6 separate regions of the Mus musculus genome follow, and all the other regions are linked to region 6. The links are chromatin loops, found by intact Hi-C in ENCODE. Cell type or tissue: heart. All regions are shown on one strand. Each heading gives the region's core, and the rest is flanking DNA. Links, peaks and the distances in the headings are about the cores only.

The links. Hi-C counts contacts between places; a loop is a spot of excess contacts. Peaks named below come from ENCODE experiments on the same cell type or tissue, not always from the same donor. Only the 100,000 strongest peaks of a DNase experiment are listed, where the experiment ranks them.
Region 1: a loop joins it to region 6, with 4 times the contacts of the local background. A loop is called at or near these places in 6 of 42 quality-filtered maps.
Region 2: it touches region 6 in a loop (10-fold over the local background); 4 of 42 quality-filtered maps call a loop at or near these places.
Region 3: it touches region 6 in a loop (7-fold over the local background); 10 of 42 quality-filtered maps call a loop at or near these places.
Region 4: it touches region 6 in a loop (2.1-fold over the local background); 4 of 42 quality-filtered maps call a loop at or near these places.
Region 5: a loop joins it to region 6, with 8 times the contacts of the local background. A loop is called at or near these places in 35 of 42 quality-filtered maps.

Annotation. Positions count from the first base shown.
Region 1 is chr8:36,952,634-36,958,067 of GRCm38, forward strand. It overlaps Gm39166 (a long non-coding RNA gene), which reads left to right and starts at 2,107. Exons shown (of 3, transcript XR_870370.1): 1 at 2,107-2,754; 2 at 4,016-4,056. It also overlaps a transcript of Dlc1 not described here. In heart, for the core only: no CTCF peak of the experiment used is centred there; a DNase peak (open chromatin) is centred at 2,328; H3K4me3 peaks cover 213 bases; H3K27ac peaks cover 382 bases.
Region 2 is chr8:36,994,558-36,999,991 of GRCm38, forward strand. AI429214 (expressed sequence AI429214) reads left to right here. Exons shown (of 1, transcript NM_001039220.3): 1 at 1-976. The coding sequence ends at 24. All of the region lies in intron 2 of G630064G18Rik (RIKEN cDNA G630064G18 gene), which reads right to left. Among named protein-coding and RNA genes, the nearest start is that of AI429214, 3.7 kb to the left of the region's middle. In heart, for the core only: no CTCF peak of the experiment used is centred there; no DNase peak of the experiment used is centred there.
Region 3 is chr8:36,358,698-36,364,131 of GRCm38, forward strand. No RefSeq gene overlaps it. Among named protein-coding and RNA genes, the nearest start is that of Trmt9b, 97 kb to the right of the region's middle. In heart, for the core only: no CTCF peak of the experiment used is centred there; no DNase peak of the experiment used is centred there.
Region 4 is chr8:36,905,902-36,911,335 of GRCm38, forward strand. All of the region lies in intron 2 of Dlc1 (deleted in liver cancer 1), which reads right to left. Among named protein-coding and RNA genes, the nearest start is that of Dlc1, 44 kb to the right of the region's middle. In heart, for the core only: a CTCF peak has its summit at 3,027; a DNase peak (open chromatin) is centred at 3,140; H3K27ac peaks cover 332 bases.
Region 5 is chr8:37,057,751-37,063,184 of GRCm38, forward strand. No RefSeq gene overlaps it. Among named protein-coding and RNA genes, the nearest start is that of G630064G18Rik, 36 kb to the left of the region's middle. In heart, for the core only: no CTCF peak of the experiment used is centred there; a DNase peak (open chromatin) is centred at 861.
Region 6 is chr8:36,828,795-36,834,228 of GRCm38, forward strand. The region is part of intron 4 of Dlc1 (deleted in liver cancer 1); the gene reads right to left. Among named protein-coding and RNA genes, the nearest start is that of Dlc1, 120 kb to the right of the region's middle. In heart, for the core only: a CTCF peak has its summit at 3,273 (motif pointing right); a DNase peak (open chromatin) is centred at 1,627; H3K27ac peaks cover 195 bases.

The sequences.
Region 1 (5,434 bases), core at 635-4,634, 120 kb after region 6:
GAGAGTGCAGCTCTCCCCTCTGCACAGTGTTACTTTCTACTGTGTTAAATGGAGAACACTTCTCCTAATTCTCATTTCAAAAGTTTTCTAAGACAGATGAAGTCTGAGCCTTTTAATACCGTAATTCTTCTAAAGTTTAGAACCTTAAAAAATAACTTCAAAATTTAAATCCTGGACTTGGGGAAGGAAAAAAAATCTGTAAGTAAAATTCCGAGAATCGAGGAAACAGAGAATTTTCTTCTCTCTCTCTCATCCCCAGAATTCTGAACAGAACACAGTGGTTTGTGTTACAGCACGTGAAGCCTCCTTACCTCCAGTAAGGGATCCTCCAGTTACAGACAACCACGGCTGCAAAGGCTGGAAAGGCTGGAGAAGGCAGACTCCATCTTGATCAAGTTAGAAGTCCTGCTGACATAAAACACTTGCGATGCTTCCTCCAGCATGGCCGAGTCTCTCAATCACATCTCTAAAGTGGCTAGCAGAGTGTATGCCTCCTTCCCCAGACAGCTTGTGAACTCTCATCTGTTTATCTTTTCTGCTTTTGTGCCTCCACTGCGTGACTTCCTCCTAGCTGCTCCGGCCTGGGAGCTAGGACTACCATTTGGTTTTGATTAAAACCAGACAGCCAACTCTGGAGAATTTAGGGAATAAGCTAATGGAAACTGCGAATATGGCTTTAATTAGTGCATCAATTAATAATAGATGTTAGCTTGTCTTATAATAAGATGTCACAAATGCAGAGCTCAAATCATTTCTGGAAAGAATTCATACAGAGTCTCTTTTATGACCCAGAGTTCTCCCTCAGGGAAAGTGCAAGGGTAAGACGGACAGTGGCCTTGGGACATGTAGGTTTGTGGCCAGGCCAGTGGGATAGCTTCCTTGTTTACACCAGAGAAACGGGAAACAACATCTGTCCATTTATCTTATTTGGTTGAAACTACTCAGTAATCGTTCCCTTTCATTTTAGTTACATTAAAAGAGTTCATTCTATAGCTCTAGGTGACTTAACTAGTCCTTTAAAAAATGATTAGGAATTCGATGAATCTAATTATTGACTCTGTGTGAGGGTTGTACAATTTTAGCTTGTCAATAATATAAAATTTAAGAATAATTCCAATATCCAAGTAAGAAATAAGTATAAAACCACATAATGAGATGCAGGAGAAATTAAGCCTGCATGTCTCAACAGCTGTCCTCTTATCTGAACGCTAAGTGGTTTTTCATTGTTTATATATATTCTCAGGTGGTCTTAATTTCTACAAATGCATGCAGGTCTTCCAGTATCATAATGGCCATCTTTTACTTTTCCTTGACAACACCGTGTAGGTGATAACTTGACCAAGTATGATGTTAGAGCTACTGCATCTTTTTTCACTGGACAACTGACATAGCTCAGAAAACACAATTTAGACAAAAGTCAAATAGGAAAAACAGGTTTAAGCCATGCACAAGCTGAAACATGAGATGATTCTAACATAAACATACTAGCAGGGCTTGCCATGGGGACAAAGGTCTGGAACCCCAGCTCTTGGGAGACAGGAGTACAAGTTTAGCTTAGTCTTCATAGAAAGACCATGCCAATAATAATTTTTTTCTTTTTTGCAGAGATATCCCAGTCACTAAAGTGCTTACCACATTGAGTGATTCAAGGTTCTGAGTGCAAAATCCAGAACCCACCTAAAAATAGTTGAGTATGGCGATGCATGCCTGTAATATCAGCACAGGTGAGGCAGCTGAATTCTGAGAGCTCACTGGCTAGCCCTACTTAATGAGTTCGAGTCCCGAGAAAGTTTGATTAAATAAAGAAAAATGGCACCAGAGCAATGACTCAAAGGTTGTCCTAGAACATATATGTACATAAACACACACACACACACACACACACACACACACACACACACACACCTCACAAAGGCACACATACAAAATAGAGCCAAAATGGGAATAATGAACCCACCCCATGGATTTATTCTCAAATATAATATGTTGACAGAAAGACTTAAAATTTGAGATGGAAAATCATACAAGTTAAAAATATGATTATTTAGATTATTTAAATCTAAATTAAAAATTTAAAGCCCATTCATACATTCCTTCCTTGGTGCCACTTATTTTTCTGGTCCTAAGGGTTGCACCCAGGACCTTACAGTAGGCAAGGGCTCTACCTATGAGCTGCAAGCCCAGCCCATCAGTCATTCATTATTTAAAGTCTATTTATCCTCGTATTCAAATCCTTGCGTTGTCACTGCTTTTCCCAGCATTCCTTGTACTTTTATTTTTACAAATAAAGTACTAGGAAATAGTTTTCTCCCAGCCAAGTGGTGGAAAGTGGCCAAGTCTACACTGGAGCCCAGTTCTTCTATGTTTCGAGCTTTAGTTTATCTGCATTAACTGTCTCCCTTGACGGCCACTAATCAGTGTGTGAAACTAGAAGAGCTCTTAAATGTTCTGTGTTTCAGCTCTTCCTTTAAAAATAGCCGGATTGCGCACAACTCACAAATTGGAGAACAGGATGTTTATTTATGTGTGCATGTATTTATGTGTGTGTATTTGTTTCTTTAAGGAAAATCCTGGAGCAGAGACAAATGAGAATGGCTAGAAGAGCTTTCCTGTGTGTCTCTCTGTCTTCATCTATCTCTGCCTCTGCTCCCATGATGCTAGGTGTTGGCTTTTCAGTGTCTCAAGAGCACTCTATTGGTGCTTCTTGGTCAACTTCCTTAGGAATTCCATCATCCCAGCGATGCCATCACCAAGGTACGCTCTGTTTCTCTGCACATTGAGAACACTTCCAACACTGCTCAGCTACATCAGTGGGATGCCTTAGTTGTCTCCACTCTTCCTGACACCGACATTTATATTAGAATTACATCAGTAATTGACAAATATTTAATCCCATTTATTTTTTATCCTTAGTAGCCAGACACTAAACAAATCCAGGACCTAGGTTTTGATGAAGACTTTTGCAAATGTGTAAAGACAATGAGGTAATTTCCTAAGGCCTCAGCACCGTCTCGGGCTTATAGAAGAGATTTAAAATACCTGTCCCCTTTCTGTTTGCAAATCTAAATGCTTCACTCTCCTAAGTGCTTGTTCTGCTCTCTATACTAGATTAGTTGTAAGACAGGACACAGAGGCCACTAGAACTTGAAAACAGACTTTCAGGAAGGACTACATCTGGTTCTCCAGTTAACAGCAGTGACTTTGCAAGTTCCCCAGAATGAAACGTCAGTGCTATTAACTTGACAGGTCCCACAATCACCTATGACTTGGACCTCTGGGAGAGCCTGTGGCACTATCTTGTTTATGATAATTGAGGGGGGAAAAGCCATCTTGTCTCCGTTGAGGGTAGAACATCCCTGGGCAGGCAATTCTGGATCTGATAAGGAGGAAGGAGGCTGAGCATCCGGGAGCCTGAGCCCATTGCTCTCTGTTTGTTGATTACAGATGCAAATAGGGCCAGCTGCTTCACCTTCCTTCTGCCCTGACTTCCCTGTCATAATGAGGTAGTTTGCTACCTTGAAATGTGAGCTAAGACAAACCTTTCCTCTTTTCAATTGCTTTTTCTGGCATTTATTATTTATTTATTTATTTATTTATCTACTTACTTATTTGATTATTTTATCATAGCCCCTTAAGCCTGTGCAAGGCTTACTTTGAGTCTCACTAATTAGGAGTTTTCAAAATCAAGGACCTTATAAAGTGTTTAGGTTTGGGCACTGGTATAAGTAATCCCTGATAGCTAGAATCTTTGATGAAAGTATCCATTCAAAACTTTGTCTATTTCTCACATTTGGATGGTTTCTTTACTAAATGCATAGAAAGGGACCTGTGAATATCCTCCATGCAAGGACTACGACGGATTGATGACTGGCAGATATTGTCCCAGCTTAGGTGTCCTGACTCCCTCATACACTCTCTACCCCATTCTCCTTCAGTCTTTCCCTTGGCTTTTCACAGGTGATAATTTAAATGATGCACATGTTCTTTGTTTCCTTGTTTATTTATTTAATTACAGATGTCTTCTGCTGCCACAGCAAAGAAATCTGCTTAATTAAGGTAAAAATGATTCCTTGTGCATTTTGCGCTAGAAATCCTATAGTTTTTAGTTTTATGCTTAGGTTTCATGAAAAATTTAGAGTTTATTTCTATATGAGATGATGGAACAAAGTCATTTTCCGAAATAGGTGGGTATTGAATTTTTCTGAACTATTCCTGGCAGCCCTGTCCATGGAATTGTCTTTGTAACATTGACAACAGGCAATGTTACCAAATTTATAACATTGTGTTTCTCGACCTTTTCTTCTCCCTTGCTGATCTATTTGTCCACCTTGCATGGAATGCCATGCTGTCTCAATTACTGTAGCTTTACACCTAGGTTCAAATCCAATATTGCAAGTGCTACAGCTTTGAGTTCTCTTCAAAATTGTTTTGAGTAATCTTAGGGAACTGCATCAGTGTGGAAATTTTAAAAATCAGTTTATCTATCAAAAATAGCCTGTTGAAATGTTGTTTAAATTGTCATTTAGAGTAGAAGCTTTTTGACATCCATGATTTTGAATCTTGCGTTCTGTGAGCATAGTATGTCTCTTATTTCAATTTAGGTTTTATTTCTCACAATACTTTATGGTGTTAATGTAAAACATACTTTTATCGAATTTTCTCTAGTACATTATACTTTTGGTGTGAGTGTAAGTCATATTTGAAAATTCGCGTTTTGAGTCGTTTACAGATGCTACATAGAAATACAATTCAGTTTTGATTATTGATTAGCATTCTGTAAAATATTAACCTTAGTACTCAATACTAACCAGTACCAGCACCTTTTCAAAGATTCATAAACTACTCCAGGTTCGTCAGTATGTTGTATGTGACTACGGGTATTTTTCATCAGCTACTGTTGCTGTAGCTTCACTGCACAGTAGAGCATCTGTTCTTACAATGTCGAACAGCATCATGGAACCAGGCATACTTGCTTTGTTTTGAATTTAACAGAAGAAGACCATTATTCTTTTGCCATACTAGTGTTCAACTGCAAGTTTTTCGAATTATTATTTACTACATGCCTTTTATTTGGCTAGAGAAATTCAGTTAATTTCATTTTTAAATTAAGGACAATTGTCAGCCAAAGGTAATTTTTTCCCCCCTGTGCGGAATGTCTGGCAATGTCTTGAGGCATTTCGGTTGTCACAGCTACAGGAAGGTGATTTCAAAACAGCACCGTGCTCAAACAGCTTCCCATAAGAGGTGAATGTCTGGTGCAAGGCAGAGAATCTATGTCCTTATGTGTGTTGGCTGAGAATTAGAATCAGACAGGGCATTGGATTTTCATCATTTTCTTCCGCTCTGTCCCTTTTTAGTCTCTTTTGTCTCAGTGGCCTCATGGCTGCTTTGATTGGTACAGTCTGCCTGGGCCAAGTCAGTCAAATTGGGGGTT
Region 2 (5,434 bases), core at 471-4,470, 170 kb after region 6:
CGGGCATATTCAAAGCAGGTGTAGGAAGACTGTACAAGTCTTTTTAATGATTCTCAACTCACACGTCCAACCAGATAGGAGGTGCTGACTACTAATGATGATATGTACTATGCCCAACCAGGGGATGGTGACTATTGGTGATTAGTGATAACATGTGTTGTGCATACATGTACCTGGTGTGGATTTGAGTAATTACCATCTCATATAGAGGAAATTTAGAAACTAATGTAAGATTTACTTCTGCTTCCTTCACTGAAGTCTAAATCATTAAATCCAATAGATTTTTCACATTATGGAAGACAATTGGAGAAATTGCAAAACTTTTGTAATCTAGGGGAATATATATATATATATATATATATATATATATATATATATATATATGTATGTATATGTGTGTGTGTGTGGTATTCTCTCTATACACACACACACATATGAATGATGGTAGTTTGGAGTGGTGGTGGACAGTACAGAGAGAAAGAAGTAAACAGATATAAGATAGTTAGGAAGCAGCGATGAGGGCTGGTTTTGGTGATAAAGAGGCTGTGGAGACTAACTTTGAAAAGGCACTAGGATTTTGACTTGTGTACCTGTGTACTCGACTGAATAGTAATTTCCTTAAGACAGAATTCTATTTAGTTTCTGTCAACTTGACAAAAACTAGAGTCACTTGTGGAGAGGAAACCTCAACTGAGAAATTGCCTTTCTCCACCGGTCTCCAGGCATTTCTGAGGGAGCATTTACTTCCTTAATGATTGAGGCGGGAGGGTTTGTGCCACTGCCATCCTTAGTCAGGTAGTCTCAGGCTGTGTAACATGGCAAGCTCAGCAAGATATGGAAAGCAAGCCAGTAAGTCACATTTCCCCATGCGTTCTGTTTAGTCCTTGCCCAAAAGTTTCTGCCTTCACTTCCTGTCTCTGCATCCCTCTATGACCTACAATAACCTATTAACTAAATAAAACTGTTTCTTCTCTAAGCTAGTTTTGCTTATTCAACACACATACACACTCCACCCCACCCCAGTAACAGAAACCCAACCAATTGGTACCAGAAATCGATACCAGAGAGTAGGGCATTGCTGTGACAGATGTGACCATGTTTTGGCTTGGGTGTGTGGGGGTGGCTTTTGTGGGAAGACTTGAGAACTTTGTGCTAGGCAAGGTCTTTGCAGTCTCAGAGCTTAATGACCAGGTAGGAGAGCCTGTAGCATAGGAATGTTGGGGAGGGGCAGATGATGGAGAGCTGGCTTCTAAAGGTTTAGAGGGAAACAAAGACCCTATCAGGAATGTTTATGTCAGAATCAAGAATCTGACAAGGGGTCATTGTGCTGGTTTCTATCTAAGCTGACACAAACTAGAGCCACTTAGGAAGAGGGAGTCTCACTTGAGCACTTGCCTCTATCATACTAGCCTATGTCCATATCTGTGGGATACTTCTTGATTATATCAAGGCCTGGGCTACTGTGGCTGGTGCCACCCTGGGGCAAGGTACTGGGTTGTTAGGAAGCAAGCTAAGAAATCCATTGGAAAAACAAGTCAGTAAGCAATACTCCTCCATGGTCTTTGCTTCAGTTCCCGCTTTCAAGTTGTTGCTGGGAGTTACTACCATGTCACCCCTAAATGATGGGTGGTACTCTGTAAGCTTAGCAAATCCTTTCCTTACCCTAACTGGTTTTGATGGATGTTCTTATTATATTTCTGTATAATAAAACACAATACAGCTAGGAAGACTACAACATGGCGAATTTGAAGGTGTGATTGAATATAATTCTTTATATCTAAGTAGTGTGTGGTGTATTTGAGACATATACATTGAGAGTATAAAGAAGCAGGTTATTTATATGTAGAGTCAACAGGAAAGGTTTAGAGGCTAGACTAGTGGGGAAATCATTGGCATGTAGTTAGACATTGAAGCCGGAGATGGGACAAACTTCTAGAAGCTAGGAGAGAGAAAAGAAGCAGACTGATTGCAGCTTCTGAGAAATGCTGACCATTAATAAAGTATGTTTGTGTGTGTGTGTGATAATCATGCAAGAATAAAACAGCGAAATAAAGAATATGAATATATACTACATAAAGAGTTTAATTGCTGGCAAGAAAACAAGATGAAGCTGAGGGCTTCAATATAGCAGTGTGTGTGTGCGTGTGTGTATTGTATATAACGTACACATATGTATCTATATTGTATATAACAATGCGGGATTGTTATAAACAATCCATTTTGGTCATAATGATTTTATGAATCTTCTCTATGTCCTAGTTTTCGGTCAAACAAACTATCATTTTTTGAAGAGCAGTTTGCCATTAATGGGGGGAAATCACATGTTCCTTGATAGCTCATATTTATGATTTATTTTTCTATAAAAATGCTAGCATTGATGGCATTACCCAGAGACTGTTTTCCACACATCAGATTATTTGAGTGAAAGTTAATTGTATTTGCAAACGATGGCTCTTTTTTTTCATTATTTTTTTAATTAGGTATTTTCTTCATTTACATTTCCAATGCTACCCCAAAAGTCCCCCAAACCCCCCACTTCCCTCACCCCCAATCCCACTTCTTGGCACTGGCATTCCCCTGTACTGAGGCATATAAAGTTTGCAAGACCAATGGGCCTCTCTTTCCACTGATGGCCAACTTGGTCATCTTCTGATACATATGCAGCTAGAGACATGAGCTCCGGGGGGTACTGGTTAGTTCATATTGTTGTTCCACCTATAGGGTTGCAGACCCCCTTTGCTCCTTGGGTACTTTCTCTAGCTCCTCCATTGGTGGCCCTGTGATCCATCCAATAGCTGACTGTGAGCATCCACTTCTGTGTTTGCTAGGCCCCGGCATAGCCTCGCAAGAAACAGTTATATCAGGGTCCTTTCAGCAAAATCTTGCTAGTGTGTGCAATGGTGTCAGTGTTTGGAGGCTGATTATGGGATGGATTCCCGGCTCAAGAGATTCTGTAGCCATCATGGTTAAGATTTTAGTCTTTGAGCTAAGCCTTCATTTATGCATTAATGATCTTTTTTCCTGGAAAATATCTTCTTAGTCATTCCTAAATAAAATGGAAAAAGTCATTGCCACCTACATAATAACTTTTCAGTTGAGGTCCAAATTACATCATACTTTATCTTCAGCCTCTCAGCAAATTCACATTTTATACAATCAAAACTCTGAACATTGCTCCACTTAGAATTCCCCGTAATAAAGGTCAAACTCTATTAGCCAATCAGTCCGGAAAACCTCATCTCAATAGGCAGCTGCTTTTCTTCAACAGTCTCAGATGGATTCTCTTCAGTACTTTTGACTGTCACTGCTCTTCGTAGGATATTTACATATCTTCTCCCTTGTTTTTCTCTTCATACTATTCCCAATTTTTTTTTTGGTTATTTTTCTAACACACAAATATTTTAAGTAATTCTGTTAACTTAAAACAGAAAACTTGAGTCAATTCTCCTCCATTACAAAAATAGTTAAAAGCAATTGACATTATGAAGTAGTTCTATTATATCTGTCCTAGAATAATCTTTCTATTCTCCTGACTGCTATATTCAAGCTTCTCTCCAGGACTTGCTGTCCCTCACGTTCTCCTTTTCTCTGTGCCAGTATAATTTACAGGTACAAATATGGGTCAAGTTTCTTACCTGACGCCTTTTTTTAAAGCTAGCATGTTCTTTATTGCTTATTTTTGTCTATAAATTTTGTAGTTTTAAATATGTACTGTGTTTACATGATCCAATAGTCAAAGGGATACGGAAAAGTTTGGTATGCCAGATCTTATCCCCATGGCTACTGTGCAATCCCATTCTGGACCAGCTGCCTCCAAGATCTTTGCTCTTTCTAGGCAAATATCTGCCACTGATTTGAATCTAGGACAGCCAGTCATACCAAGATATGATCATGAGATGGAGTGAATTCAGGGAACTTAAGGGTAAAAGTTTATTAGGGAGGGCTGAAGTATTTCTGCACATTAAATCCATAAAAATTTTGATGTGAAACACTAGTGTGTAAGGCCTAAACAGTAATGCTTAAATTGTTTTTTATATACCATTCCAATACTGTTTGTGCAAATATAAGCACCAAAGGTGTTTTGGTATATAGTCTTGTGCTTTGGCTAAGTGTTGCTTATGGGCTCTGTCTTCAACGTGTAATACTATTGGAAGCTAAGAGAACCTTTATACAATGGTCTAGTGGGTGGAAGTTGGGTCACTGAAACTGTGTGTCCTTGAAAAGAGTACTAGGAACTTCCTATTTCTTTTTCTTTTCTAAGTCCCAAGACCACCACACTGTGCTCTGTCTAATGTATTGTCTCACTACAGGCTCCAAAGCCACAGGGCAGGAAATGGTCTGGGACCAGCTGGGCAATGTAGGTTTTTCACCCAGTTTAGAGTGATGCTTAGGGAACCGTTAAGGCACACTTCTGATTATGTCTGCATGAACGTCGACATAGAGGATATTTGTATGTAGCAAAACAACAGAGGGGGCCAAACCATCACTATGGTGGGTATCACTACTCAACAGACTGGACCACAAAACAATGAAGTAGAGAAACAGAAAGGCAGCCAGTGTGTGTGTGTGTGTGTGTGTGTGTGTGTGTGTGTGTGTGTGTGTGTGTGTGTGCGCGCATGCGCGCGCGCGCACACACACACTTGGTCTTGATCCATTTCTTTTGAGTGAATATGGATGTTCTGCCGCTATGACCCATGAATAGCAGACCACAGTTCCAGTCTTTCTAGGAAATCTCACTAGTCATTAAACAGGAAGAATAAGTGTTTTGATCAAATTCATACTGCATCACTGGCCCTGTTTCTCCTGAGACATTCACTTTCACTTATTGAGATGGTAATGGCTTATCTGTGTGTCTAGTACTCAGAGAACCATTGTTTGCAGAAGAGAGCATGCTAATAAACTCAGTGTTACAATTACATATGTAACCTATTGGCTATATTCTTCTGGTGAGCCCTTCCCAACTGAGCCAAAATAGAAACCCAGCTCATTCTATGGCTGAATAAATAGTACAGGAGAACTAATAGAATACCACATACAAATATCCTCTATGTTTATGTTCATGCAGACATAGACAGGGCCAAGAAGTGGGAGTGAGTGGGTAGGGGAGCAGGGTTGGGGGAGGGTATAGGGGACTTTTGGTATAGCATTTGAAATGTAAATGAAGAAAATATCTAATAAAAATTAAAATAAGAAAATATATAATAAAAATTGTTAAAAAATAATCTCTTGTAGGTATAGTTCTCAGTATGTTTATCTGTTTAATTGCCTATGACACTTGGACTGTTGTCAGTCTTTGATTAACACAAATATATCTGCTGTGAACTTGTTTATTCAACCACCAGTTTCTAATTTTGTTTTTTCTCTACCTAGAAGCTGTAATCAGGATCAGATGAGCTTCTGAGTGTGAGATGTCTATGAAGTCGTTGGTGCCTTT
Region 3 (5,434 bases), core at 565-4,564, 470 kb before region 6:
GAATATCATTGTGTTAGGTTTTTCACTGACATGGTGTATATAATATTACGATTCATATTCTTGCATACCCTGTTCAAAATGGATCCCTCAAATACTCTACCGTCACCATGAGGGCATTCCCATTAAAAGCTGGCCAGGGCCAAAGTTAGGCAAGTGTTGTATGCGTTTTATTGGAATAGTTTCAACACAACTTGTTATGCAGAGGAAGTTGAAAATGTTTTTGAATTTACCACTTTAGAGATAAACACGTTTTAGTGATCTACTGGCATCTCCAGTGGAGAGAAAATGTCGACCGTCTGCTGTTCCCAAACAGAGCTTGATTCTTGCAGTGGGATTAATGTTACAAAGAAACAAAGTATACAGAAAACCATCCTACATCTGAGCTGAGTGAGGCTACCTCCATAGCTGGGAGTCTTCTGATAAAGTTCTAGAGAGACTAGCTGGGAAATGACTCATGGGCTTGCCTGAAGCTTCCGGACCCTTTACCCTGAAGTGTATGGTTATGTTTGAAAAAAACTTTGAAAAAGCTGAGACTGCAGAATCTACGGGAAAACACCTGTCAACTCAGGTCCTCTGCTCAGGGAAACAATAGGCTTTAACTTTAGGCTGTTTCTTTTTTAAACAAGGTTTCTCTGTGTCATCCTGGCTGTCCTGGGACTTTCTCTGTAGACCAAGCTGGCCATGAACTCACTGAGATCTGCTTGCCTCTGCTTCCTGAGTGCTGGGATTAAAGGCGTGTCCCACCAGAGTATGAGGCTTTGACAGTATGTTGAGTGAGAGACGTTCCTTTTCTTCAAAATAGTCAAAATAAATGAGTCTATAGAAACAGAAGCAGATTAGTGGTTCTTGTGGGTTTAGGGGAAAGGAGATAGAGAGCAGATGCTTAATAATGGGCAGTGGGCTCCTTTTGGGAAGATTAGAGTAAAATAATAGAAGCATGGCTTGTATACCATTGTAAATACACTGTGTAGAATAATATACTTTACAAAGGTCAATTTGTGGTTGTGGTTGTTGTTGCTGCTGCTGCTGCTAGTGATGGTGGATTACAACAGAGTCTTGCTATTGTAGCCCAGCCTGGCTAGAACTCACTAGGAATCTCAGGATGCTCTTGAATTCAGGAAATCCCACGACCTCAACCTTCTGAGTGCTGAGATTATAGCCATGAGCCACAACTGGTTGAAATGGTTCGTCTTAAAATATATAACTTTCTCCTTGATACAAAAAAATTAAACACAAAATCACCGTAAAATTTAGATATTAGGTTATACATGAAAGCATTCCAAATAATTACTCATAACTTTTAGAAGTCTGACTCTATATCCCTTAGACGTTTGAATAAGCACTCTCCTCACTTCTATGGGGTAAGACCCCAGACAACTCCCGAGACCTTGACTAGTATAAAGCCCTACTTACACTCATTTCCTGTAGGACTGAAGATAGAGCCCAGGGCCTGGAACATGACAGGTTCTGTCACTGGTTTACATGGCCAGCTTCTAATTTTTCCCTTTTAATGTGTTGATACAAAGTTTCACGACACAGCTTTCTTGGGTTGACTTGGAATTTGCAATACAGACCAGGCTGGACTCTAACTTGCTCCGATCTCCCGGCCTTTGCCTCCCAGATGCTGGAATTAACAGGCGTGCAATGGCCACACGTAATTTTCACAACTTTTTATTTGTGTGTGTTGTGTGTGTGTGTGTGTGTGTGTGTAAGAGACAGAGAGACAGAAAAGCAGAAAGAGGGAGAAAGTTTCACTAAATTATTAACTTAGTAGCCTGGGTCCGGCACAGGATAAATATCCTGTGTCTGGTTATCTTGTCCTTAGATAGGCCTTCCTCCTACGTGTGCATTTAGAAAATTAATTTACCATTTAACTAAAAATATTACTTACTTAATTTAGCTTTTTAAATAAGCATGAAAGGTAGATGTTAAAGCTCATTTTAGCCACCAAGACTCTCAGAGCCAAAGAACACACTGCTTAACACCAGAAAGCCACGGAGTTGGATTAAATTTGGATCTCCATAATTTGAAGGTGTTTGAATTTTATTCTGTGCACCATGCCCTTTTATTAAGACTGTGCAGGGAACAAAATTTAAATCAAGCTTTCTCATGTGGTAGTTGATAGAGCTAAGTATCGCATGCTTTATAGCTCCATGTGTAGTGACATCAAACTCTAAGCTTTCAGTGGATCACAGTTGATGTATCGGCACCAGAAAAATTAGTAGAGGCCACAAGGAAAGCTCCTCAGAAAGCTAGCTGTTAACCACTGACAACCACACAACCAGTGCCTTCAAGTAACAGCTATTTCTTCTTCATTCCTGGTTCATGCACTTTATAATTGGTTACATTGGATTTTTTTATTATTTTATTTTTAAAATTGGTCTATCTATCTATTTATCTATCTATCGTGTATCTGTGTATCTATGTGCCCGTGTATCTGTGGTGTTTTTTCTTTGGGTAGCCCTCAAGGTCCTTGGAACTCACTCCATAGACTAGGTTGGCCTTGAAATCACAGAGATGGGCCTGCCTCTGTCTCCTGAGTGCTGGGATTAAAGGGATTAAAGGCACACACCATCACTGCCAGGCTTTAGTTATATAATCTTATAGGCCTCACATCAATAAATTCTATCCACATAGGCAATTGACCACATCAGCGAGCAAGTACTTTTATCTTTCTCTCAATATACTGGAGGACAGAATTTCATTTTAAAGGGCCCTGAGAGGGGGAGAAAGTTATTAAACCAACCAGCAGGGGGAGCCCAACTTCCAAACGTGGGCACTAGGTAGTGCTCTGACATTCAGCTAGATTCAAAAGCTAAAAATACAGTATTCATCAGAAACTCAAACATACACTAGAAATAAAGAGTATTCAAAGACAGTTATGTGTTCAGGATCTACATTGCCCAAAATCCTGGAAGTAAAGACTTACCTTGATATATTCTAGAAGAAACATTAAGCAAAGAACTAAGAATTTTAGAAGGTAGGATCTTAGCTTCTTAAAAGAAAATCAAATGTACCATGCATTTTATATTCTCTGATAGAGGATTTTTATAATACATAAAGTGTAATTTTCAGAAAACCCATTCGCATGTTCAGGGTTCTTTAAATCCCACCTAAAGAATATATGAATGTAATAAAAGTATAATTTAAAATTCATTCGGTAAGAAAGTTGGCAAGGTTATTTTAGATTTTATCTGAAAATGCAAAGTAGTAGGAAGGAATTTAAAATGCAAACGAAACTGAAATGATTTTTATAAGAGGGAAGTTGAACTTTCCGATTTCTGTATCACATTCCATGCCAGCATCGTTTGCACAGTGACATAGGTGCTAAAATATGCAGACCCAAAGAATCGACTAGGCTGAGCAGACCTTAGGAGGTGGGATTCGATTAGCATGACTTACCGCGCTGTGGGGCAAACTGTGACTTGTTCAGTCAATGTGACAGGCTCATGATTTGGGGAAGGAAATTATATACTTCTTCCCTGCTCTAAAATAAAGCCCAGATGGAATACACATTTAAATGCAGTACCAACACTTGTTAAATATATTAAATGCAATACATCATTTCTATGATCATATATACGTACATATACATTTCTCCATGTAAACAAGTGGATGCTACCTATATGACCAACAGCCTCCCATTGGTGTGTAACAACAGCCTCCCATTGGTGTGTAACACCTCTGTGGGTTTGTGTAATCACCCTACCCTTATTTCCCATCCACAGTCTCTCCTGCCTACAGGATGCCTCCCATTCACAATAGACACGTCTACTCTAGTGGGGAAACTACTTTTCTGTAGAGAAGAGGGCTGTTGGCCACTGTGAGCAGAGCAGTGTGGGAGAAAACAGCCTCTTTTGCTCTGTTTCCAGGGGGAAACGTCAATGATTCGTACTTTCATTCCTGTTCATAATTGTGAAAATAATTAACATTCACAGATGTACAGAAAATAGTATTATCAAACTCTTCCAGCCGTTATCTTGTGGCAGCATTGTTTTGTTGTGCATACTCTCTAATGTCCTCCAAAGACCCATGGTTTGCATATTTAGTCCCCAAGAAGGTACTATTAGGTGGAGAACTCTTAAAAAAAAAACGGAACCTAAGGAAGGTATCCTTAGGTCATTGGGAGACCACTCTACAGGGGATCACAGAACCCTGACTCTCTTCTCACTCTGCCTTCATGTAATAAGCGGAGCAGCTGTGTCCCATGCTCCCTACCACTGTCACGGGAATTCTCACTGGAAACCCGGAAACAGCTAGTCTGCCTGATTAGACCCCCTAAAACTCTGAGGCAGCATAGACCTTTTCCTGTCTAAGATGAATACCTTGTGCATTATTACAGTGGTAGAAAGCTAACGAACACACCTGCTCAGTCTATTCTGAACAATTCTTATATCGACTCAAATATCAGAATCCTAATTATTTCACTCATAAATAGTTCAGAATCACGCAGCTAGCTGAACACCTAAAAGTCACACATTGCAGTTGTCTAATGTTAAATGCACAGGCGGCATTTGAAGCGCCCCATTATGAAATAAATGCTTCTGTTGCTATCGTCAACCTAAAGTAACAAATGAAGGAAGATTCACCCAAAACAATAAAGCTATCATTTCCGGGAGTTGTGTGCCATAATAAACGATGTACAGAGTTAGGGATACAAAGAGAGACGAGGGCTTTTAAGGCAAAATGGAAAGGCTTACATAAGTTGTTTTGAAGCAATTACCCTTGGTAAGGAGGATCAATAACAATAGTGGCATCAGTCCAAGGTTAAGCAGGCAGTTGCTGGGCAGATTTCCTCGCGTCAGTGTTTTCTGGGCAAGGTTATGGTGGCCTTTTGTGCAAGCGAATGGTTCTGCCAGAGTTCAATGTGCGAGTTCCTGCCCTCAGACATATGGGCCCGCGATTTCTCATCTAGAACTTGTTGGCTTTATTTTTAAATATTTGTAGAGCTCCCCACAAGCAACTTCTGACAAGCATTCACACTGTTCAAATCAGACTCCTGCGTACGCAGATGTCTCATCGGTTTGCTCTTAGGGACAAGTCTGTATGTTCACTACTCCCAGTGACCTCTGGGTACCATACTGTGTTTGCCATACATTATCTTTCAGAAGACTGGATCTTTGTTCCAGAAAATGTGTGTTTGGGGTGGGGTGGGGGTGCTAAATAAAACAGATAACAGTCAATGTGACCAATATAGCCAACACTTTTTGTTGCATAGCGTTTAGTTTTTAAAGGACTCCATCAGCTTGGGCATCGAACACAGAAATGCCCTCTCCAGGCAGTCTCTAACCAGCCTGGCACTTTTGTGAGCTCAACACTCCCACGCAGTGGCTAATTGCTAAGAACCTGACACTCCCCAACCCCCCAAAACTTCTCCCACTTATTTCTCAGACTATTTAGAGATTCTCCTCTTATGGGTTCCAGAAAGGACTTC
Region 4 (5,434 bases), core at 688-4,687, 77 kb after region 6:
TCCTTCCTTCCTTCCTTCCTTCCTTCCTTTCTTCCTTTTGACAGGGTTTCTCTGTGTAGCCCTGGCCGTTCTGGAGCTCAATTTGTAGACGAGGCTGGCTTCGAACTCAGAAATCCACCTACCTCTGCCTCCCAAGTGCTGGGGTTAAAGGCGTGCGCCACCAGTGCCCGGCTCTGTGAGTGTTCTATCGAGACGCCTTATGTGAATTTTCTAATTGAATTTTGCTAAAGCAGTATAAATGCATATTTCTACAAAGGCAAAAGACAAAACCAAAACAAACAAGCAAAAAAAAAAAAAAAAAACCAAAAACCAAAAACCAAACAAACAACAATAACAACAACAAAAGCCAAACTCATGGCTTCTACCCCAGAGGGTTTCTTAGGTCTGAAAAATTGTTAATGAAAACTACATAGTCCAGTGTGGGATGCAGCTTAGTGGTCTGGCTATGCTTAGCAAGTACAGGGTCTTCACCCTCAGTTCGAGCCCCCAAACCACAAAACCAAACAGAATGAATAAACTTCTAAATACGAACAGTTCAGAATAATGAGCCACCAAAGACTGTGGATGTAAGGCTACAGAAATACAAGGTCTTGAGCAGCCGTGGACAGGATGTTGGGGAGGTGACAGGTGAAGATCAAATTCAAGGGCTATGAGGACAGACCTCCCTCCCATCTTTCCTCTAAGCATTTCTGCTAGTCCAGGCTTAAAGGACTCCTGTATGTGAAGAGTTTATGTGGGGTACCATAGCTTCGCGGCACAAAAACTCCCTGCACAGATAGCAAACCCAGGACCATAGTGCCAACTCAGAAGACAGGTGTCTTGCTTGGTGGGATTAAGATGGCTTGTTTCACAATGTGCTTGTAAGGGAAAAATGAGGCCCTATGGGTAAGCTGTGTACACATGAGTGTGTGTGAGCACACACACACACACACACATGTATATATATATATATATATATATATATATATATATATATATATATGCAGAAACTACACAAGAACAATAGTAACCACCATATCAGGGAACTGGCCTTGTCCCATGGCAAGTTTCCCTGGGATAATTTCTTTATTTCTTTATGCAAGGATTCACTATCTCTGTCTTCATAGTGTTTTCCAACATTTAGCTGCACACCCAGGAATGTCCCTCCACCTACTTAATTAACATTAATAGTTTTGGCCTCTCTCCATCCTTTCCCTTCTATCTTTGCCTTGCCAAGGACATAGCCATGCTTTGAGGTGGTCTCACTGTGTGATTCTCACTCTTCCTCAGATGAGGGGTTTTCTTTTTGTTGTTTGTTTTTTGGCATAGTTTATGTTCTGTCACTTTCATGATAAAACAGTAACAAATGATAGCTGTTTGCCATTATTTAATAGTGTTTATTACTGATTTTAAACTACACATGGTCTTTTAAGAAGGGATATTTCTTCTAGCATTCTCACTATCCTCTGTGGAAAATACAATCCTTTCAACAGAGTAGAGCTCTTTGAAGAACTCACTTGAGATTGCAGAGAGGCTGGTAGGAGCCTCATTTCTCCTCTCTGACATCATCACTCCTTCCATCACTTCACAGTGTCTTGCTTCAATATGCCTCGGTTATTATACATGATGTGTAAGGATGCTGCCTGAGTTACATTATATGGCACATTTGTGTACTTAGCAACAACCTTGAGTGACAGGTTTGAATCTCCGCTGGTTATCTATCTCACTTTGCTCTGGAGATAGTGGGGAGAAAGCATAGTTTTAGGATCTTTTGTCTTTTTCATTCTGGCTCTTATCTGTACTGCAAAGAATAAAGCTGCATCATGTGTTTGGTGGAGGATGAGACTCACAGTTCCACTCATGCTGTAGCAGGGCATTACTTGGAGGCCATAGGACACACAAGCCATCATTTTGGCCATCGTATCTTCAACTTAGTCTATGCCAATTCTGTCTACACTTGCTCAAAAAAGGTTTTATTAGAATTCACAGTTCTTTTCTGTCATTTCATCCAATAGTCTATAGTACCATATTCTGTAAATGCTAAGAATACTGGGGGGATAGTGCTAGGTTTTGCTGGGAACTTTGATCACCATGTGTAAAATTTATTGAGAGCACAAGTCTTTCCCTTCCATACTCCTGATCACTCTTGCTGTAAATGTTCTAATTCTGCATCTCTAATTCCAATACCAAAGTAGGAACTGCAGACTTTCAGTCAGGTAAACTAACTCTAAGGTGCCAGGGCTCATTATGGACCCTTGGCCTTCAGAGACGGTCACAAGGTCTGGTTTCTATGGCTCCTCCTGGGGCCCCTGGGAGGTCACGGATTTGTTGTCATTCACTGGGCTACATTGGTATCATTAGCACAAAGAAGGAAAACAAGTTAGAAGTAAACAGCCTTTTTCTTTTGTCATCACAGACCATATGAGTCTGGCTGTTTCTCATGGAAAAGAGCTGGACTTCTGAGACAGCCTCTTCTATGTCCTTAGAAAAACAAACAAGGGAGTTAAGGAGATGCTCCTTATCTGGTGGCTGGCATGTGGGGAACGTTATCTAGTGTGGTAACTTGGTGTAACTGAATACATTAGGGGTTTGCCCTTATTGTGGGAAGAGGAGCCTTGGAAGTCAGTCGGGTCTCAGTTGTGACTCAGTATTCCAGTCTGCCTGTTAGCTACTGAGAGGAACTGCTTGGATGTCGCAGATGTCCTTATCATAACATGGCAGAGCAGTCTGGGAAAGTAAGTACTCAAATAGTTAGATCCCACAGAACGCAGATACGTTTCCTCCGCTTGATTCAAGGCATCAAAGAGAATCACTGATGCACATCCCAATTAAATGCGATCAACTGTCTCGATTCACCCTTCCTTACTGATTCTTACATAGGAAAAAGCTTTACCTTTGTTTACCTATGAGTTAGGTCTGTGGATGCTGGCCTGTGAGTTTGGTAAAGACTTCACAGCAAATTGACACGGAGTCTTTTGTATCTTGGTCTTCTTCACATTAGGACTGGTCATTTCTGGCCACAAGGAAGCAACACTGTTCTAATGGCCACTCAGAGCTATTATTTTTGGCTTATTGTTCTCTGATGAGGAAACAGGAACCTGACATTTTGCTGGATTCCCAGGACCTATGTCTTTAAAGATTGGAATGATTAACCTTCCCTAGAGACTTGTCCACTAGGGAAAGGGGACCATCTGGGGCTGAAGTGGCAGTTCTATTTGTGGGGACAAAAAAACTTAGAGGAGCTAGAGGGAGAATGTAGTAACTAACCTACTTCCTTCTTTGCAGTCCCACGGATTAAATAAATAAATGAGATAAACAAAAAAATATGGAAGAGAATATAAGGGGACATTTGGACTAGAGTGAAGAGGTTCAATCTGGAAGACCCAGGATTTGGGTTACGAGTGTGTGAAAAAACCACAGGGCACTTGGCTGTGAGCTGAGACCTGGGCAGATTTGTAGAGCAAGTACTGGATTTCCTGGGAACACTGACAAAGACTATTTCTAAAGCTGCTAGGCAGATGGACCTTTAAGTCCATAATCTAGAGGCTTATCTGTGTAAGGGAGACAATGCTATGTGTCACATGCAGTCACGTGTAATTGTTCACTGAATGTGGCTTAGAGTTCTAAGTCCCTGTTCATGTCTTTAAGCAAGTCACCATCTATTTACAGAGATCAAATCTCAAAAAATAACAGTTTGGAGCACAGCAATCATATAACTCTTCTGAATCTTTAGGGTTAAACGCACACAAATTTGTTCCAGTCAAAGTTTACCCTGTTTCAGTTCCGTACATCAATGGATCCAGGAAACACGTTTCAGTCACCTCAGTTACAAGGCACAATATTTAAATGTGATTCTCTGAATCTCCCTGTGTTGTGTAATACATGGCTGATAGGGGATTCACATCTTCCCCACCCATCTCCCACTGAGATATTATGCTCCTCTAAGTAGTTTTGCTTCGTCCTTTATTCTTTGCTTTCCTAGAATGCAGACATTTAAATTGCACATACATATGTTAAAATATGATTCTGTGTTTATCCTTTAAGCACATGTGATTCTCTGTGAGATTCCTTTTTGCTCTGCAATATTATTTTACAATAACACAGTGCTGTGAGTTAACTACACACCGGTATAATGTTACTATGTGAAACGTACATGCTTTCTCCTTTCTCTTGTCACTGGTGATCTGGATCATTTCTAATTTTTAATTATTATAAAAATCATTAAATTCTTACATACTCATCTGGGAGAGCACATTCAATAGTGATTCTCACATGCCTCGGGTAAGACGTTCTGATTTCTAGAATATGTAAAGGCTGAAGAAATAGCACTGAGATGGATCCTGTGGCTTAGGCAGGCTAAGACAAGAGGATTATATGTTCTAGAGTAACCTGGACTAGATAGCAAAACTGACTTAAAAAACCCTACCTGACTCACCACAAGGCCTTACATGCTGGCATAGGCAGCCTAGATGTCCTTTGGTTGCCCCATCACTTTCCAGGTCTCCCCTGCATTTTGCTTTCAACTTATGCATTACAATTTCCCATAGTGAGTGGACTTGGAGCCATACACTGCACTATTGCAAAGACTTTACCCTTGGGTCCCTGGCATTCTCTCTCTCTCTCTCTCTCTCTCTCTCTCTCTCTCTCTCTCTATCTCGTTCCCCCATCCCTGGTTAAGTTCTCCAACTGAGCTACCTCTAGTCCTTGAGTGGACTGGATAGCTCCACTCTGCTGGTTGTAGGGATGGCTGCTCTGGGATCTGTAGCAGAAGGCACACTGCATTTCACCTGTTAACAAGAGCTGCTTGACCTGTGTGTCATCATTCAAACCTCCTCCTGGTCAGGCACAACTAGAAATGGTTATCCTGGATGAGTTAAGCTGGGCACAGAATACCCACGAAGGCTCAGAACATCTGCCTGTGTAAACAGGTTTCCTGAGAGAGGGATGCATGGTCTCAGGGAAGATACCTAGGTGTCTGCCTGCTGTCTGGAAAATAGGCAGAGTGTGGGCATCAGGGATGACTGTAACTGGAATTTCATTATTAAAGGACTGGGGTCCATCTGAGCTCTCCTGAGAGAGAGCTCAAGGCCGAACTTGTGGAAATAATGGCATTTTCTTTCTCTTACTCAGACTTCAGAACATGGTTGTCAAACAACACATCTTCTGGAGATTTCCAAGTGTGCTAATCCTTTCTAGTATTTACAAGCATATGTCTGGCTACTCAGTGTGGGGATTTCTGTGTGAACAATCATCTAAATGTAGTTTGATTCTTTTGCCTCTTGCCCAGGGTTGGAGGTGAAGTTTAGGTTAAACAGATACTGTGATGGGAGCAACATGCATTGTGAATGCTATTTGCATTAGACTTCTGCAGTTCTCACATTGACAAATTAGGCAATTTCCACAATTAGCTCTTCAAAGAAATGAAGGGATATTGAATTTTCTAAATGCCCTTTCA
Region 5 (5,434 bases), core at 588-4,587, 230 kb after region 6:
CTGCATCAGGTGCCCCAACCTTAGAAATAAAGATAGTCAATAGTGCCTTTATACAATGGACATTTTATGTACCAAGCATGGGATTTTTTTTTATCTTATTCTGCCCTTAAAATCTGTTTTGCATTGTGTAATTAACCCTGCTGCAAGGAATTCCTTCAAATGAATTATTATTTTTTTAAATAATTAAAAAGAAAGTTTAGTTAACTAAGATCATTATAAAACTTGTCCAAGATCTTGAAACCACTGCTAGAGTTTAGACAAGCTGTATCATAGTGGGACCCATTCCATCAGGGGGAAAAAGATTTAAATAGCTTTAAGTTCATGTAATAAGTTCAAGAGCCAACATCTAAGCCCATCATAAAATAGGTGGTGAAAGAAAACGAGAAAGAGTCAGGTAACCTGTGTGTCCTTTAGTCCCCAAACTGCTGTGGACCTTTTAAGGCTTTAATTATTTTTTCTAAAAGTTTCTAAAACATTAGTCAGATTACTTTATTTTATTTTTTTTGGTAAATGAGAGAAATAACATTTTAATAGAGTAGAGACCTTTCAACCTAGGCAGAACTTTTACATCCTTTAATTGGAAAATTCAAGTAACATAAGAAAAAGCTGAATTACGCAGAAGAGCAAAGCCATTTTCAGTTTTGTGTCTCCAATTTTTATCTGCTTCGAAGGCAGTTGGTGGGTGAAAGAACACAGCCTTAGTCCCTGTCTGAACAACAGGACAAAGGGAGATTGAAAGAGGAAATAAAGAAAACAAATACTGCGCAGGCTTTCCTATGTACAGCGGAGCAATCTTGCTAATAGTGATTCCGTCTGGCCCTAAATCAAAGGAACTAGATAAGCAGTCCCTCCCACCACCCTGGGAAAAGACAGAGTGGGTTGATTTTGCAATCTTCTCAGAAACTACTATGGGAATTGTGAGATTGCGAATGTGGCGAAGGTTAGGTCAGCCCCAGGTCAGCCATTGCTTTGCAGAAACCTTTATTAAAAACCTACTATGTGCCCTGTCTTGGCCTAGGAACAGAAAAGGCAGTTTCTGAACATGCGAGGTTCAGAGCCCATTGGAGTAAGATGCACAGCTAGGTGCCAGTGCGGCTTGGTCAGCTTCCAACAGGATTACCAACGGAGTTTGGGTCAGGTAAGAGATGAACAACTCAGATTGAGATTTGTGAAGCTCTTCCTACAGCAAAACTATAGATGGTTCATGAAGAGTCACAGAGGTGGCAACAGGGAAGCAGATGTTGGGGAGGAGGGAGAGGCATTGCTATTTGGCCACATGGGGCTGGGGGCAGAGTCTACATAGAAACTCAGAAAACCATGGTAACAACAACAGCAACAAGAACAAATGGCCGCCACCAAGCTTCAAATGTATCCTACACCATATCGGCTTCATGTGTCATTTCACTAACATTCATATCAGTTGACTGTAAGATATTACCCACATATCTAGAAACAAGGAGGAAAAACTCAGAGAGATAAAATAACTAGGTTATGGCCAATAAAATTTCATATATTTTTCTAGGATCCTGTTATTAGTGTGGTTATTTAACACAGCAGTGCAATTTTAAAACTACCAGAAAACTTAGAACATTTCTTGGGTAGCAGTAAGAATGTATACACAGTTCTGTCTGTCTGTCTGTCTGTTTGTCTCTCTCTCTTTCGTTTTCCAAAACAGGGTTTCTCTGTTGTAGCCCTGGCTGTCCTGGAACTCACTCTGTAGACCAGGCTAGCTTCAAACTCAGAAATCTGCTGGTCTCTGCATCCCAAGTGCTGGGATTACAGGCATGTGCCATCACTACCCGGCCACTGATCTCTTTTTTTGAGACAAGGTTTCACTATGTAGCCTAGAGTGGCTTCCAACATAAGAGCCCTCTGCCTTTCAAGTTTGCTTTCACACCTGTGTGTGCATACATAGCTTTTATTGTAAAGAAAAGAATAGAAAGTAAGTTGAGCTCAGAGCTGGAAGAACCTGGAAAAAATTTCAAAGTAACTAAAACTATGTATTGTAGAATGAAGGAAGCAAGCATTCCCTATTGACCTTATTGGTTAGGTCAACTTGCTTTTTCTTAGTATGCTTAGAGAGGCAACATATCTGATATTGCCAATCCAATAACTCTCTGGACAAATATAAATTGAAGATATCTTCAGCTATAGTATTTGCTGAGTGGATCTAATAGTGGCAGTACCAACATCTGAATTCATAGAAAATCCAACTCAAGTTAGATAAAAAGTACATTAAATAAATACACCATAACAACACTATTGACTTTGATATACATCCAAAATGGCCTGTCAGTTTTGCCAATAACTCCGCAAGTTCACTATTAGCCACAAGATCAAAATATCTCTAACCTATTCTGCCACATACACACTACATTTGCAAGCTGTCTTTCTTTTTAAAATTCATTGAGACTGATAACACCACACAGTGAAACTAACCAGTTTAGAGTTTTGAAAGCCAAGACTATTGTCTGTTTTCTAATTATTCAATGATAGTGGTTTTTGTCTACTCCAATGTGATTTTAAGTAGTTGTAAAGGCATGTCTTTCTTCTGAAAGATGCTCTTCATCAAAATATCCTGTAGCTATCCTGGGGAATTTGTTTACCATGCCATTGTGTAGCTGTACCAAGGAGAGGTGAGGAAGACAGGATGTGTGCATAGATGATAACACACACAAGCTAGCTTCGAGAAGGTGAGTGCAGGACAGGCATTGAGATGTTCATCTAATGTCCGATTGTGCTGGTTATTTCATTTTTTATTTAAAGTCAACTCAAACTAGAGTCATTTGAGCAGCTGGACCCTTGATTGAGAAGCTGACCTCATCAAGTTGTGATGTAGGGTAGACTACAAGGCATTTTCTTGATTAATGATTAGTGTGGGAAGACTCAGCCCACTGTGGACAGCACCATCCCTGGGCAAGTGTTCCTAGAGGTATAAGAGGGGTAGCTAGCTGAATGAGATCCTGGGAATCAAGCCAGAAAGCAGCATTCCTTCATGGTCTCCTGCTTTCAGGTTCTAGTTATGAATTCTTCCTATAGCTTCCTTCTGTGATGGGGGGGGGGAATCTGAGAGTTGTAAGTGGAAATAAAACATTTTCTCCCAAAGTTGGTTTTGGTCAGGGTTTTATTAACTGTAATAGAAAGCAAAGTAACACAGCATCTAACGTTTCTTTTCTATTGTCTTCAAAACTTCTTCCTCCCTCCCCATCATTTTGAGGATAACTTAGCTTTGAGGATTCTTTAGGATAATTTAGATTTCTTCCCTCATTTTCTGGCTTGGTTCTCAGGACTCTGGTTCCCAGTAGCCTACTTGCTCCATCTGCTTTCTTCCTTAAGTTCTCAATACTCGGCTCTTATTTCCCCATCATAGCAAAGATATTCTTTAAGACCCATTGTTAAAAAGAATAGGATACTGGAAGAAAATCTGTGCTTGTCCAAGTCTTTGCACAAAGGTCATCAGATGAATTGGAATACTTTATCTCCATCTCCCTGCCAAGTTCAGAAACAGAGATTTAACTTGGACTTAGTAGTTTACTCTATAAAGGCCTTCCATCAACCCATTCATCAATAGGATATTCATCTCTTCAGCTCCTATGTTGTACCGGACATATTCCATGTAGTATTGATGGAGATTCTAACAGCAGAGCCTTCTCAACGCTCTTACTATCTCGTTACTAATACGAGCTTTATATTTTCCCATCTTAATGATTCTCTCCTGTTGTCCTTGACTGTTTTCTCTCCAGTTAATCTCTTCTTTGCACATAGTGGGTCAGCATTGGGAAGTGCTACTTTGTTAAGTAGGACAGGTCTTCTTGAAATCAGGAAGGGCATCTTTCCACAGATAGGAGGGAAACTAACACGACTTTTAAAGGTAAACGGCACTGCTGGTCTAAATCCCCACTGTAAGCATTCAGACAAATTCTCTGAAGCAACCCGGGGTGCTGTCAAATGCCTGGGATCTTCAGAACTTCACATTTCAGCAGCCTTTCCCACGCTCTTACAAATATTGATCATGGCCTGGTTTGCTTGATCAGAACCGTTTTTTTGACCAGTAAGAGAATGCCCATCTCAGTTATCAACAACTCTACACTTCCTACTTCCTACTGTTTGAGGACCTTGGCAAGTTTGGGGGACATAAGCCAGACTTCTACCCTCAAGTCCACACCCCCCCTAGTTGTTCACTAGTCAAGATTTACCACTTGCTCTGTGCCAAGGAAGAAGGCCATTGGGACAAAGGACCTTTGGTCTCTAATCTGCATGAAAGCCTTTTAAGGTGAATGAATACGGAGTAGGGAAATCTTTCTACACCTACAGGGAAAATTGTCAGTAAAATAGAAGTTCTCTTTCATCTCTAACCTTCATCCTTCACCTGAAAAGTAGGACTGGATACAGAGGGGCTCTGTGGGATGAATTCAGAACGCAGCTGGGAAGGCCCGAAGCAATGCCTCAGTGAGCGTGCCTAGCACCCAGCTGGGAGTGGAGAGAGCAGTGTGCAGGGGCAGGAACGTGAGGGAACAGCTCTCAGGAATGTCTTAGGTGGGAGGGCATTTTCTTTTACCTGGTAGTTTAGGAAGAGGAACCTGTCACATCGCACATGATTTTCAGTGAAAGAAAGGGAGGAAGAGAAGCAACCTTTCCAGCTTTCTCAGGACTCAGAAGAAAAAGACATACCTCCTGCACACCATTAGTGATGGGCACATGACTCCATCCTCCTTCAGGATGGTTGAACCAAAGCCTCAGAGCAACAGCGCCACCTTCTGGACGGAAATGCACACACTTAGAGAACAGTTCCTCCATTTGAGACTGAAGAAAATGTGCACCCTGACAGGGATCTCAATGCCATTGGGAAGTAATTTCAGTGTTTTCAGTGTGGTCTGAAGATTATTCCCTTATAAGCAACTCTTTGAAATTTTTTGAAACCACAGGATTTTGAATGTTTATTCTTAAGCCTTCAGATAGTATAAGGGCCATGGTTTATAAACATGCTCTAGTTTGGAAATTATTAAGCAACATAACTGAGCAACTCAGCCCATCACTTATTGTTTACATCATGTTTATGTGTGTGAAACAAACACGGAATAATACAATGACGTCATGCTTCAGCTTAAAACCGAGCTGCTTTAACGGAGAGTCATAATGCCCTACATGGTTCTGCTTTTGCCCATTTCCACCTTTCCTCCCTCCGTTTTCCCAGCATTACATAGTCACACAGTGAAGACCTTGGTTTGTTTTGTCCTTGTACAAGTTATTTTCTTTGATTAGAGCAAGGCTGTCTTTCTTTGGTAAGAAGCCCTTTTTGTTTGTTTACTTTTGGGGGATACTAGAGATAGACCCGGAGATTCAGACATTTTAGATGAGTACTCAACCCCCACATCACATCCCCAGTGCAAGCAGCCTTCATTCTCTCTCTCTCTCTCTCTCTCTCTCTCTCTCT
Region 6 (5,434 bases), core at 953-4,952:
CTATTAAGTGGAGGGCAGAGAGAGGTGACCGAAATATTAATCTCCACAGGCCCCATCTCCTCAGATAATGGACACATTCACCAGTGTGGAACTGAACACAGCCCTGTATTGTGGGGGTTTCCATGCTCATGAAAGACCTCTTCATCTTTCAGTCTTCCCTGAGGTAGAATATTCCAGTCTTTCTGAGAATTCCACCCAGTACATTGTTCCTCATCTTATTGTAGGACATGGCAGACAAGGATGGCCTTTCTGGGACATGGAAATCTCATCTTCTCATTTAACCCAATTGTCCTGGTTGGGAAATTTCTCAATTGTTTATGTGTTTCTCCTTAGTACAGAAAACACACAAGAATGTGAATCAGCCTAAAGAAAAAGCTGTTGCAGGATTTAGGCAACGCACACAAATATTATGTAAAGCAGTCAATTCACCAGAAGGATTTTCATGTCTTACTCTCAAGGAACACATTGACTATGTAGATTGAGGCAGAAAAATGTCTTATTATCCTAGAAAGCTCACTATATCTTGTTCGGAGAGTTACTTCCACAAACTCACCAGACATTTGTAAATCTCTTTAAAAAGGTTAACAACAACAACAACAACAACAACAACAAAAAACCTTTAAAACTGACTTAGTTAAATCCTAAGTGAGAGAACACATAGCCTTATACACTGCAGTCGTAAATAAAACATACCTATTTTTAGAAAATGCTAGGAATGATTTATAAATTCATGGTGCTTTGTTTTATGAAAGCGGCATGCATTCTAGATTTCTGTTATTTTTCAAAAGTTAATCTAAGTGCAGCACTATAATAAAATAGAATTAAATAGAGAAAGTGTGAAGAAAAGACAAAGTATGTGGACATATAAAGTGTCACTTTCTGCATGAGCAGGTATATATAGAAACCTGAGAGCTGTATGTTTTTATGTTGAAGTTAGCCCTGTGCAATTTGACTCTGGAAATGCACGGTCGGTGGTTTTGTAGCTTTTTGTGGGCTTTGTATCAGAGTAGAGGACTCAACCTTCTGACAGAGCTTGGCAAAGGTCAGGCTGAGTGAGTCCATTCGAAATTTCTCAAATCTTCTATCAAAACTGGAAGTGCTCTCCTCCTCACCACCCCAATCATCGTCACACACGATGAGCATTAAATAGTCATTTATGCACTCTGTGCCGGGTCCCCTCGTCCAACTCAAAGAAAGCAAAGTGCCTGCAGCATTTTATGGAGTAAATAATTCATCAGAGGATTGGATAACAAAGGGAGGAAAACAGGAGGAAAACTTAGCGGACATCAGCAGCAAAGTATCTTGGAGGGAATAATGATATTCTGCTTGTCAGTGTCTGAAAAACGTTTAAACTACTGCTTTTATTCCTGCCCCAAGACAAAGCACTTAAAGACGGAGGCTTGTCTACAGTCTTGTCATCTTCCAACGGAAAAAGAGTGAGCTCTGCCTTTTACTGTGCATTACAGACCATTTTGCATTAGGCTGAACATTCCTCAACACGCTGGTGATCATTCACTTGTTTTCTTCAATCATAGGGAAAGAGTGGGATACTGCAGGTGAACGGGGCCAAATTCCTAGGATTTGCCACAGACAAGCGTCTTCCTTCCTGTATTTGTTTAAGCCTGTACTTCCTGGAGTACTGGCTCAGCAATGTGTGGAAGCAGGGCTGATGTCTGGAATCAGGGACAGGGTGAAGGCACACCCCTTCCTCGAATCCAGTGCTTCTCAGCCATCCCGGTGCTGTGACCTTTAATACCGTTCCTTATGTTGTGGTGACACTCAACCAAAAAAAAATCATCGTTGTTGCTACTTTATAATAGTAATATTGCTACGGTTATGAATTATAATGTAAATATCTGTGTTTTCAGATGGTCTTGGGTGACCCCCATGAAAGGCTCAGCAACCTTTGATGGGTTGAGAAACACTGCTCTAATCTCTGCCCAGGACTCTTTTCATCAGCTAGTCTTTGAATACTGAGAAAGAAATGGTTAGTGTAGAACACGTGAGATCAGAGTTAGCAATGGTAAGTAATTGAGAATGCAGACACATATGTGGAGCTAGGCAAGAGCTGTTTAATGGATTCACAACTATCAATGTGAGGATGGGGACACCCATTTATTCCATTTTTGATCTTCCTTTAAGATTATGCCACACGGCATCCTTTCGAAGCATTGGATAAGTAACATCCTGCTTGCATCTGTGTAAGTCATGCATGATGAAGCAGGCTCTTTCCAGTCAAGAGTCGATCCTAAAATAGTAAAAGGATCAATCTGGTGAAGGGAACTCTCATTGTGCAAAGCCTTTTCACCTGTTCAATCTTGATGACTGGCCACTTAGCAAGAAGTGTATGTATTAGCAGAATATACATGTTATGGAATAAAGAAGAAAAAAACCCACTGGAAACCATCGGGGGCAAAAGTAGCCGAGGAGCTACACAGAGGTTTCCCACATCTGCACCATGACTTGCTAGTTTTTGGTGTCTTTGAACTAAAGTATTTTTGCTGGGGTAAGTTAGGACAGAAGGATACATCACAGAGTTCCATGACTTGACCAAAAACATCTACTAATTTGCACCTACAGTTTCAAGTCTGGGACAGCATTTTGTTTCTATTTGATATTTTTGTGCCTTTGTGCAGAAACCTGGAGCATTATAAGATGTCTATTGTGCCCCATAAATGAATGACTTGGAATCACACATGAGGGAGGGAGCAATGAATAATCACAAGTCTACATAGCAAATCCAGCCACTGAAAGATGTACACTGTTTACAAAAAGTCTTCCAAAAATGTATAATATGAACAGTTATATGGGCAGATGAAATTTGCCAGACACAAAATATCTATCCACTTCATTGAAAGGAGGACATTTATGTGGTAAGCAGTTTTGTGAAGCACTGAGTCTTCTGAGAGGCCCAACTTTAAAAACAAAGTATGTAAAAATAATAACAAGCGAATATTACATGAGTTCATTATATTTTTCTATGAAATCAGAAGCCCATGAAACAAAAATCACATATTCCTGGAGGTCTTGTCTGTCTGTCCCTTGGTTCGCATTTTTTGTGTAACCCGCACTGTGTGTCATGACGTGTCATGGAATGTTCTCTGTGAAGTTTGTGTCTTACAGTTCTGAGGACTTGCTTCAGTCTGCCCAGGCTTGGCACATCAGAGTGGCAAACTCAACTGGGTCACTCCTAAAGACAAATTCTTAGTAGTTTGGAGAAAGCAAATTTGCCTGACACTGTGACCTTCTGCTATGCATGAAGTGATATAATTTGACCAGAAGATGGCAGCATTTGGAAAGGAAAAAAAATAAACAGGCAACCCATGGGAAGGGATTAAATGTATTAGAATTTCCACAAAAACAGGAATGAAGGGCAGCAACATTATTGTGAACTGTAAGACGCTTAGTTGTACAAAACACAATTTTAACAAGAAGTCAAGAAGGTTCGTTGGTAGGAAGTAGATGCACATACATCTTACAAATATCATTTTCCTGGTTTCGGGACATTTAAGAGCTATGTATTATTCTTAAAGCTATTCTAAGAGCAGCCATCTGATTTTTTGCATTTGTTTTATTTACAACAATACTGAATGTCTCTCACCATCCTGAGAGGGTAACAGAACACTCTTTTATGTGCCTGGGTTTTATAACTTTAATTTAATGTAAAAAAATGCACGGGGTAGCCGATAGGGCTAGTCTTTGCAATACTTCTTCCAAGCATACAGTGGATGGAATTACCCATAGTTCACTGTAAGTTTGTTTCCTCTGTGAAATGCAGAAACAAACTAGGAAAATAATGAAAAAAAATCACAGGCACTGAGGGGAGCAGTAATGAAAAACTGAAATAGTTTTAAGTTGTATGCTTCATGGTTTTAAATACACGCAGTCAAGATTTTCTGACTTCAAGACAATACTTGTTTCATTTATGATCTGTCTGTCTGTCTGTCTGTCTGTCTATTCATTCATTCACTTTACATCCCAATCACAGCAATTACCTTCTGCCAGCCCCCTCCTCACAAGCCCCTCCTCGTATCCCCCCTGCCTTTCACCTCTGCAAAGCAGGGAGGTCCCTCTAATGGAACCCACCTACTCTGTCACCTCAAGTCACCATAGGGCTAAATATATCTCAAAACAATATTTTAATGACAAATACTAGTAAGTATTCTGTAAGAGAATATTATAGTCAATATTCTATTATTTCAACAAGTTTTAGAGAAATGTCCTTTGCTCTAGAGTTTGAACGTACACAGTATCCATGAGGCTGCTGCCAGTGCTGCTGCTGCTAAGACTCTGTCATCTTTACCCATCTGAGCCAGCCTGACCTAATTCTCTCGCCTGCTGCTGACTTGGCCATTAGAGAGTCAGTAAGATACTTAGCATCTGGAGAGCTCCCTGCCACTTCCAGATCTGCACCCAAACTGAACCTGCCGTGAGATACCTTCCTCATCTCTGTGCATGAGATCGCCTGACCAGGATGAAAGGGACTTCACGAGCTCTCCTTAGAGCTGACAGAAATCAGACCCAACAACAGACAGGCAAGCTGGGTGTGCTAATGCACACCTCCAAGGCCAGCTTTTGGGAAGGCGAAACAGGAGACTTTACAAGTTGAAGACCAGCCTGGGGTACATTCTGGGCTGCGGTGCAAGGCTTGCTTAGCATGTGTAAGGCCTTGGGTTTGATCCCTAGTATTGCCCTTCTGTCAGTCTAGGCAAACTGATGAACAATCGGAGTTATTATTCCTGGAGCAATACTATGATCTATTTTAAACCAGCCGTCATACGTTTGTTTTATTGTATCCACATTTGGTATGTGTAACAGGGTCATGTGTAAGTCATTGCACAAACGGCGTTGAAATATTTTGACAGGTCACCTGATAAGTATGTGTTTGGACACTATTTTTAAAGAAACTTCTTTCATATTTTCTCCCTTTTCTGCAATTATAAATCACCATACATCTTTGGGATGTCTGCATTTATTTCTACTTCTGGTTATATACAGTTTTAGGAAGGCCAAAAAGACAGCACCATAACCTTGAGGTTTTAATACCCCTCCCAAGTGTCCATTGATGATAGCATTCCGGGTGCTCATATCACGCTTCAGGATAGATCTGTGTAAAATTAAAATTGTGTCCAAACCTGAAGATGAAAGGTTTAATATGGAAGTGAATTGTAGAGTGGATTAAATCATAGAATTTGAAAACATAGGTAGAGGGAATGAACCCCCCTCAAGGATATAATAGGATCCAAGAATCAGCAATAGGGTCTAGCCGAGGGGTAGAGTACTTGACTACCAGGCAGGTGGGCTTATGTTCAGTCTCTAGTGTAAACAGAACAGTTTGTGACAGAGGAAATTCAATTTTTAGTGTCACTGAATAAAACCTGGTAGTACATAGCTGCATCTGTTTGTTTATTTGGTTGTGTGTGTGTGTGTGTGT